Linked DNA regions of Homo sapiens: region 2 is linked to region 1. A link is an interaction called in ENCODE POLR2A ChIA-PET data of the cell type or tissue named here. Cell type or tissue: GM12878. All regions are shown on one strand. Each heading gives the region's core, and the rest is flanking DNA. Links, peaks and the distances in the headings are about the cores only.

Evidence for each region. ChIA-PET counts read pairs that join two places held together with the same protein. Peaks named below come from ENCODE experiments on the same cell type or tissue, not always from the same donor. Only the 100,000 strongest peaks of a DNase experiment are listed, where the experiment ranks them.
Region 2: POLR2A ChIA-PET joins it to region 1 with 6 read pairs; 1 of 35 experiments calls an interaction of 5 or more read pairs at or near these places.

Annotation. Positions count from the first base shown.
Region 1 is chr3:14,424,301-14,429,129 of GRCh38, forward strand. The region is part of intron 2 of SLC6A6 (solute carrier family 6 member 6); the gene reads left to right. Among named protein-coding and RNA genes, the nearest start is that of SLC6A6, 24 kb to the left of the region's middle. RefSeq lists enhancers at 3,797-4,066, 4,107-4,166 and a silencer at 3,993-4,147. In GM12878, for the core only: a CTCF peak has its summit at 1,887; a DNase peak (open chromatin) is centred at 1,881; H3K4me3 peaks cover 355 bases; H3K27ac peaks cover 2,565 bases.
Region 2 is chr3:14,686,226-14,691,054 of GRCh38, forward strand. C3orf20 (chromosome 3 open reading frame 20) reads left to right here. Exons shown (of 17, transcript NM_032137.5): 5 at 3,772-3,891. Among named protein-coding and RNA genes, the nearest start is that of C3orf20, 13 kb to the left of the region's middle. RefSeq lists enhancers at 253-402, 2,576-2,635. In GM12878, for the core only: no CTCF peak of the experiment used is centred there; DNase peaks (open chromatin) are centred at 2,496 and 3,196; H3K4me3 peaks cover 1,197 bases; H3K27ac peaks cover 4,000 bases.

The sequences.
Region 1 (4,829 bases), core at 352-4,351:
AGGACCCTGTCAGGGATGGGGAGGGCCTCTTGAAGGTGCTTTGGGCACGCAAAGTTAAAAAAAAAAAAAAGCTCCCTGAGGTCTTGAATATCAAAAATATGCCAGTTGGGCACCAGACAGTGAGGGCATTCCCAGTAGGGGAAACAGCCCGTGGAAAGGCCTGGTAGAGAGTGGAAGCCTGTAGAAGCCCTAAGGAGTGCAGCGTGGCTGGGGTGTCCTGCTCTGGGCAATGGGGAGGGGAGAGGAGCTGCCTGGGGTAGGGGGTGGGGTTGGGTCTGGCTCAGTGGCCTCGGATCTGTTCAGAGTGGTTGGTCTTGATTCACTCTGGGGAACCAGCCAGAAACAGGAATCCTTATTTCATGGTTCCAACTGCCCCTTAAAGGTAGTGCTTGTTGTTTTGACAACTGGCTCCTGAACAGACAAACCCTGCCTTCAACCAAACACCGCTGCAGGAGAATCACAGGCACGGCCACAAGTCTCCAGAGGAAACCCACTCTAACGAGGTGTCTAACCCAGTTTGCTGACTCACGTGGTTTTGGGAGCCCGTGAAGTGCATTGGGAGGGAGGGGACGGGGACACGGCGCTATTGAAGGAAGCTCGGTCGAAGCCGCCTGTTTGACACACAACACCGGCTGGAGAAACCGTTCAGCTGGTATTTTCCCAGTGTGGCAGATCTGGAGCCCAGGGGTGTTTGTTTCTGCCTCTCTCTGCACTTAGCTGGATGCTAAGAAGGGGCGGAGTCAAGGTCAAGTGTTGGTTGAACGAAGGCACGCCATGAAAGATGGCTAATCTTTCTTGGGCACAGAGTATCCTGTTTCTCCTGAGAGCAAATCCAATTGTGTATTCGAGGCACTTCCTTGTACCTTCCTTGTGTAATTCACGACGATGACCCATTTTACAGATGATGCAACTGAGCCCCCCAGGGGGAAGTGACATTCCTGAGGTCACCACTTGCAGCTGGGAAGGGGTGCAGTGTTAGGTTCCAACTAAAACATAGGTGATGCAGCATAGGCAAAGGGTGGAACTAGGCAAACCTTATTTGGGAAACAGAGTCCCGCAGGAGCTGCCTGCACTGGGAATACAGAGCCCAAGCAGCAGAGGCAGGGAGGGCCCCTCCTCTCCACACACATTGTCGGGAGGAATTATGTAGAACTCGGCCATCTGGGGGTCAGCAGGAACTGCTTGACCAAATAAATAGATGAGTCAATTAAAAAGGACGGATTTCTTGGCTATATATAGTTGTGGCCTAAATCTCAGGTATCCTTGCCCCCAAGGAGTAAAGGGAACCGTTTTCAGATGGCCCAGGCTGTACATGGGAGAATAAGCTGATTACACCCGGGGCTGCAGTGGGTGACACACTTTGCAGGAGTGAAAGGAAGCTCTAAGGAGGTGAGGGGTGGGTGGGGGACTCGGGGCAGGGAGGGTGGAAGGCAACAATTGCGTTTCCAAAAATGGTGTGGGTTGGGAGACTACCCATGGTCCTTCCCCTCATCAGTTTCATTGAGATTGGTCACACCCCTGGATATCAGCCACTTAATTTCTCTGGCCAGTCTGAATTTAAATGGCTAAACATTTCTTCCCTAGCCTGCGGGGTCAGTAGTTAGTAATCACGGCAGGTATGCATGACTCTCACCAATTATGAGTATAATTAAATGGGAAGATGCCTTGCAAGCATTGAGCACTGGGCCTCGCGCAGCCAGGGCTGTTAGCTGCTGCTCTTATGATTGAGGCCAGCTGCCACCCGGTCCGTGAAAATACTTTTGATCTGGGCTGATTCAAGAGACCTGGATTCTAATCCTTGAGTTAATTTGAAAAATAATTCCCCTGCCTCCTGCTGGTTTCAGTTTCCCCCTGTGTCAGGTTGAGGGGGAGAGACTTCCTGGTATCTAAGGTCACAGCCAGGCGGTGCCCCAGAGCGCAGTGGTTACCGATCCAGACTCCAGTCCACCACTTCCTGGCTGTGCAACCTCGGTCAAGTCGCTTATTGATTCTGAGCCGTAGTTCCTCATCTCCATTTGGGGTAAGTCCCCCCCCAGCCATCCCAAAGGGTGGCTGGTTAAGGATTGGGTAAAATACTGCGTCCACCTGCTGATCCCCAAACTGCACATGCAAGCCTGCAGCCCAGGGAGCTGGGATTGGCCACGAGGTTGGAGGATTTTGCATACATTTAAAGCATTTCGAGTGTGCTTTTAAGCCCCATTAGACTCTAAGATGCTACACAGTCTCGCTACTTTCGGACTAATTAGGAGAAAAGTAAGCAGCTGTAATCAGTGAAAAATGATTTAAGGAAAGAAAAAAATATTTAGCCTGATTAAAACATTTCTATTAGCTAGAATTATGTAAAGTGCCCGTCACAGTGCCAGACAGACAATGTCAGCTGCAGTTATTATTTCAGTTATACAAGAACAGGTGGAATTAGGAGAACCAAGGGTTGCTATGACAATAAGCCGGGACCCTCCTCATCCCTACCTGGGAGGAGGGCTGGCCCTGCCCTAGAGCTTCCTGCGGTCTTGGTGAGGAAGAAGAAACTTCTGGGCCGGCTTCCCAGGGGAAGGTGCACCTGAGGATGAGCAGGAATGTGTCCTTCAGGGCCTGGGAATGGCAGGGCCTCCCAGAAACGGCGTGGCGATGGGGGTTCTGTGATAAAGGAACCCCTCTCTGGCTTTAGTTCTGCTGCAGAGCGTTCTTATGTGGTGTACTTTCCTGGAAAACACAGCCTCCCAGCACCCTGCGCTGTGCTGGAAGGAGCATTGTGACCTCATGCTCAGGTACTCTGAGGCACAGAGACCCTGGGTGCTGGGTGTCTTCCGCACTCTCTGGCTGCTTCTGTGCCTCAGAGTAGAAGCCCTTTGGGAAGACCTAAGAGCCAACCACAATAATTGCAGCTGTCCTGAGTCCTGCTACAGGCAGGCAGCTCTTCCAGATTAGCCCCAGCATGAGTAGATGTTCCCCTTCACACCTGGAGTTTTAACGTACACTTCTCTGGGCACCTGGCCCTGTCCTGAGAAATTAACCTGGTGGGATCGCCATCCACCCTGTGAGGTCGATGCCATTATCAGCCATGTTTTACAGGTGAGGAAACCGAGGCACAGAGCATATGCTGCCCACGGTTGCAGAGCTGGGGTTTGAGCCCCATCAGCCTGGCTTCAGAGCTTCCTGGCTAGCCCCGCCTTCCTTCCCAGGCCTCTGTCTGCTTACTATATGTGAACTCTGGGCATCAAGTTGTTGGGCTGATCTGTCATTCAATAATGCCTAAAGGAGGGGTCCCCGGTGCCCAAGGACCTTCAGCCAGGAGCTGTGGGGTTTCAAAGCTGCCATGTTGAGGGGTCCCAGTGTCTGACTTCTGCAGTTGCAGCCATCCTGGGGGCCACCAGCAAGGTAACATTCCTCTCCTGAAGGTTTTCTCTCCAGCTGCCCAAGGTGTCCCAGGGGCCAGCAGGTGGAGAGAAGCTGCCTGGCCACCCTGCTCCAAGGAGCTGCCCTGCTCTTCCCTCCTGTGGGTTGTTGGGGTTGCTCTGCAGGTCCACAGCAAAGTCCTTTTCTACTCTCGAGTCCAGTTCCCAGCCCCTGTAACTTCCATCTCCCCAGCTTAGCAGGTGCCACCATCCCAAGGGCCAGAAGGGTACTCAGTACTTTGCATGGGGAACTGCAGGCCCTGATCTGGCCCTCGGCTCCTCCACTCTGCTTTCTGCCCTGAGATGCTCCCCTAACTGTATCCTAAGGGCTAGGGGAGGGAGGTGATGGCAGGTTTTCACATCTGTGCTCAGATCCCCAGGGACCCACCAACACAGGGGACCCACATTGCTCAGCAAGAATATTGATGGGGACCCCAGGATCCCCCAGTCACATGCACTGCAGAAGAGGAGGCTGGCCCCTGAGAGGCCTGGGAGAGAGACAGTTGGAATAGAAGGGAGGGGGCAGCTAGGAGGAGGCCCAGCTGTTAGGGTGACACCCTGAATCTCAGAAGCGGTTGGCCAGTGTTTGAGCCCTGGTCTTGGCCCTGTAAGATGATCTGTAAAGCACTCGGCGGGCATGGTGCCCAAGAGATGCTCAGCAGGGCCTCGGCTCAGAGCCCAGGCTGCCCATGAGTTGAGGAAGAATGCCGGTCAATTTTGTCATCATCCTGATAGCTTGAACTTTCTAAGTGCCTGCTGTATGCCAGGCACTGTTCTAAGCAGTCCATACATGTTTGGTTCTTTAATCTCTCAACAGCCTCACAACTTAGGTACTGTTATTACTCCCATTCTATATTTGAGGAACCTGAAGCAGAGACAGGTTTATTTATGGTGTACAACTTTCTCTCCTGGGGAGGGTGCCTTTGCTGAGAGAGGGGCCCTGTGTGCAGGTGTGTGGGAGGGACATTTGGGACCCTGCACCTCCAGGCTGCTGAGTCTCCTGAGAGCAGTTCTGAACCACAGTCCAGAGCAGGGCAAGCCTCACCTTGGTCAAGCAATGTCACCAGAGCCTCCGCTGGCCTTTCCTGCCATTGTTCCCTATGCCTGGGGAGGTGGTGTTTAAGGGACAGGTGTTTCTGCTGTTGGGGAAGTCCCACCTGCTGCCTCCACTGGAGAAAGTGACTCCTCTCTGCTGGGTGACAGTGAGGGGAGCCCCTAAGTCCCAGGCAATGTGCCTTGCAGCTCATTCCTGTCCTTAGAGACACTGCCTGGGGCCTGCTCAGCTGAACTGTGCCCCTCGCCTGCTGCAGAGACAAGGCCAGGCTTCTTTTTCCCTCTGCACCCCCCTACCCCCAGGAATCGGGGTTGGTCTCCAAGGCTTCTCCCCCCAGTCTCAAACATGCAGGCCTCACTCAGCTGCCCAGCTCCAGGAGC
Region 2 (4,829 bases), core at 541-4,540, 260 kb after region 1:
CCATTTATCCTTTGATGAACATTTAGGTTGTTTCCATGTCTTGGCTATGTGAATAATACTGCAATGAGCATAGGAGCGTAGATATCTCTTTGAAATACTGATTTCTTTTCTTTGGATAAATACCCAGAAGTGGAATTGCTGGATCATATGGTAGTTCCATTTTTAAATTTCAGAGGAACTCCATACTGTTTTCCATAATGGCAGCACCAATCTCCATTCCCACCAGCTGCATACAAGGGTTTCCTTTTCTCCACACTGTTGCCAGCACTTGTTAGCTTTTGTCATTTTGGTAATAGCCATTCTAACAGGTGTAACGTGGTATCTCATTGTGGTCTTGATTTGCATTTTTCTGATGATTACTGACATTGAGCTTTTTTGTCATATACCTATTGGCCATTTGTGTCTCTTCTTTTGAGAAATGGGTCCTTAATCCATTTTTAAATCAAGTTATTTGGTTTTTGCTCTGCAGTGTTTTATGTCTTAAGCTTGGTAAATACACAGGTGTTCATTTTGAATGCCTGAAAGTACTCACTGACAAGAGGTTTTATAGGAAGCGTAAAAAAATTCTATCTCCTAACTATTTGCTGTCACCTGTAGAGTCAGTCCCCATTTAGTCTCTCTCCCTGTCCACTGAGTCAGTAGCTTTGTCAGGCTCCCCTGATGGTCAGAGATTAAACATCTGCTAATACACACATACAGTGCAAATAAATTGCATAGAAAAATTGCAGATCTTGGGGAAAAAATGTAAGATTTCATGAAGTCAATGAAAGTGATGCTGGAGAGCTGCAGAATGCCCCTCCAATGCCCCTGATGCCTGATGCGGGGGAGCAGCACTAGCCGCCTGCCGCAGAAGGGAAAACCGAATACAGGATCATGACTCCATGGAGAGAAAATAAAAAGCAGTAAAGCTCTTCAATAATTTTGCAAAAGGAAAACATGAAGGGCCTTATGTTTTATTGCCATGATACAATCATTCAGGAAGAAAGAAACCATACTGCCTTGAAAAACCCAGCAGTCATTTTTATTTTCTTTGTAAGACTTAATGTGTTCTTAGAGTACCAACTAATTTTTTAAAATACAAGATAAAATGTTATTTTCATAAATTTTGGCTTCCTTTTCTAAGACAAAGTTGTGATAAAACACTCTTACCCACAGTGTTTACCATGAAATGAAGATCTCTGTTTTAGGGGAAGTTACACTGTGCCTGTTTTGTTTAGGATCAGCTAGGCTCTGAGACCACAGGTCCTCTAGTTGTGCTGTAATTATTTGTGCAGGTGGTGATCGCCAGACAGAGCTCTGCACCTTGCATTCTGTTTTGGGGCTTAAAGATCTCCCTCATTTGGGGGCACAGCTGCTAAGTAGTCTGTTGCACGTGCATGAGAGTCCCATGGCAGATGTCAGGGTAGCTCCAGCCCAACCCTCGGGCCTGACACCTGCCTGAGCCACTCCCACCTGAATACCATGTCTCCTCACTTTTAAAAGGAAAATGGTCCTCACCACTAACACTCCTTCTGATAAAGTGTTTCAGCATTCTTTCAGGATGAGGGAGGCACAGTGGCTTCTGGCATCCTCTGTGGGCTGCGATTCATCTAATGGAGGAGAATGGGAAGAGAGTTAAGCTGAGCTGGGGGCAGGGGGCCTTTTGGGTGATCTCTGCATCTTGCTGTCCTGCTGCACCAGCCGATTGCTGAGAGCGCCCCTCTCCATCACACTCCCTAGCAAGCATCCCTGTCTTGTTGGCACTTGCTGGTGCAGACGCTCCTCTCTTTAATTAAGCCTAGAGTTTCCAGACAAAAATCTAAGTAGCAAAACAAAAACGAAGGAGTGATCCATTTATTTTGGAAAAACACTCATTCATCCTAAAAGGACTTTACTTACATAGCACTCCTGGGGCATAAAAAAGAAGATTCAAACTCTGATGATTTGTTTTGCATGAATTATGTTTTTCGGGACCGTCCTCTTATGTGAGGTAGACCAAAGCTGTAACAGGTCTAGAGTTAACTTCTTTTAAAGTTGGGACCAGGCCGAGTGTGGCGGCTCATGACTGTAATCCCAGCACTTTGGGAGGCTGAGGCAGGAGGATTGCTTGAGGCCAGGAGTTCAAGACCAGCCTGGCCAACATGATGAAACCCTGTCTCTACTAAAAATACAAAAAAATTAGCCGGCCGTGATGGCACACATCTGTAGTCCCAGCTACTTGGGAGGCTGAGGCTGGAGAATCGCTTGAACCTGGGAAGCAGAGGTTGCAGTGAGCCGAGACTGTGCCACTGCACTCCAGCCTGGATGACAGAGTGAGACTGTCTCAAAAAAAAAAAAAAAAAGAAAAAAAAGAAAAGAAAAAGAAAAAAAGCTGTATCCAGAATATCCCCTGTGCTAAGTAGTCTTCCCTCCTGTCCTGATACCTACTAGCCCTGGCTTGTCACTGAAGAAAACCAGACTGCTCCTTTATTTTTAGTTGACGACAATATCATTAATAAAAATGCAAAAAAGAGGAAGCAATCCTGCCATCTTCATATAAGAGCTACTTTTCACCTTTGCAGTTTCCTTTGTGGTTCCTGTGCTCGTGTATGTATATATATATATTTAGAGTATTGCAATTTTTCTGTTTCTTAGTTTCTTTTACTTAACAGAGTACAGCTGTTTTCCAACATGGCTATATACTTTAAATAATTGTCATTTTGAGTGGGCATAGACTCCTTGTAATGTTCATGTTCCACATTTACCGAAATGCTTAGGTTTCCAGGCTTTTTGTTATTTGTATAATGTGCATTGTAATAGGCAACTTTATGCACCTGGCTTCTTATTTCTGTTGTATTTAGTTAACTTCACAGGGGAGGGATCATTGGAGCAGAGGTCTCAGTATATATATATAGCTCTTCTTCTGAAATCACACTTAATTTGGATTCTCTCTACACCAGCAGGGTTGATGGGTTTTATTCCTTCTTTACCATTACTGGCTATTGTTAGTTCTTTTCATTTCTACCAAGTTAGAAGGTCCTGAAAGTTGTCTTAATTTCAACTTCTGGATCACTAGCAGAGGTGATTACTTTTGTGTTTTATCATCCATTGTGGAATCTCTATAGTCTTTGTCCACTTAGGAGGTCAAATTTGCCATTTTCTTTTTGAATTTGAGTGAGCTGTGATGAGTGAATCACCTAAAATTTTCTAACAGTGGTTTCACGCCTAACCAGTGAAATGACTATATTTGGGGGAAGAATAAACAAATGATTTGGTGAGGTTTGTATAAGAATGAACAAGATTTTCCACTAGCCATAAGGGTGCTACATTTTAATTCTTAAGTGGTCAGATATCAAACGATTCTATAAAAGATGGTGTGATTCTGCAAGAGACTGATATATTATTGAAGAAGCATCTGATGTCTGTGGCTTAGATAAGGGGGAATAGATGGTTCTTAATTTCCTTCTTGCTGGCCCAAGGCTTATCCTCTTGACCTGGTGCAGCACTGATACCTGCCTTTGCCCTTGGAGTAATATCACTTTTCGTGCTTGCTTGCTGTTCCTTGTTCCGGTCCCCCTCTTGAGAGGGTTGGGGAGGAGAGGCACTGCAGAGGGGAACTGTAAAGATTTCCTCTAATTGCTCTGCCGGTGCATTGCAAAATCTTCTTCCAAGATCTAGGTGTTTTGTAACAATGCGGCACTTTACAGTATGTGACCCACCGTACTACTAGAACAAGAAATCCATGTTACATTTTTGGCTAATAAAATTAAAAGTAAACAGTTGAAAGAAGAATCTCTCTCTCTCCCACTCCAGAGTCCCTCGCAAACATGTCCGCCATTGGGGTGAACTCGCCTTACCAGCTGATCTACCACTCTTCCACAGCCTGTCTGAGCTTTTCTCTCTCTGCTGGAAAAGAAGCCAAGAAGAAAATAGGTAAAAATGGTTCCTCGTGGCCTACCATTCATTGGTGGTGGCGGTGGGGTGGGGGATAGGTTTCCGTCTACCCTGTGTAGGTTGGTGGGATGGTTTGATTTGGTCTTCTGATTAGAAGGATACATAGCGGCTCTGCCTGGAGATCCAGCAGCTGTCCACACAGATTTGCTCATGGAAAGGTTGTCACAGTCCAGCCCTATCACTGCATAGCACAGGCTCATCATTTCAGCTTGCTCATGCCCTACATTCCCAGCGATGTGGCGTCCCTCCTCTGGGACAACATCCCACCAAACCCATCTCTTCTATCCCTACAGTATCCCAAACTCACGCCTCTGCTCAGACAGCTCTGTCCAGTCACACAGCAAGTGGGGGAACTAGTATCTGAAGAGAGGTATTTGGATACCAAACCTGGTAGACCTCAGTTGCACTTCCCAAATTGGGCAAGTTTTTATGGGCAGGAAACAAAGACATAGGAGATACTCCTATTCTACTGAGGAAGACACACACAGGAGAGGCTTCAGGAAGAGAACAGGTGGCAGACAAAGACAACCAATGTGACAATACCTGCTCAGGAAGAAGCTCAGAGGAGAGACAGGCTGGGGCTGCAGACAACAGGACAAGGTCTGGCAGAACTCCCAGGCCCACCCTGCTAGCCATGACAGCTGGGTTGTGGGGACAGGGTAGGTAGGAGAGGACCACGTTCCTGAAGGTGGTGGGAGGGTGGATGGCAGGCAGGAATGCTCAGGCTGTCCAGATGACTCCCACAGACACTGGAGGTAAGGCTGGAAGCCAAGGAGCTTGGATTTCCTCCGTGCCCCAGCCCCTGGCTGGCTGTTTGACCCGCCTTCCTCAGCCCTCACCTCCATGTTGGTAAAAGGGGGATGGTCATCATGGGCGTGCCTTGTATTTCATCACTCACCATATCGAGCTGATCCTAT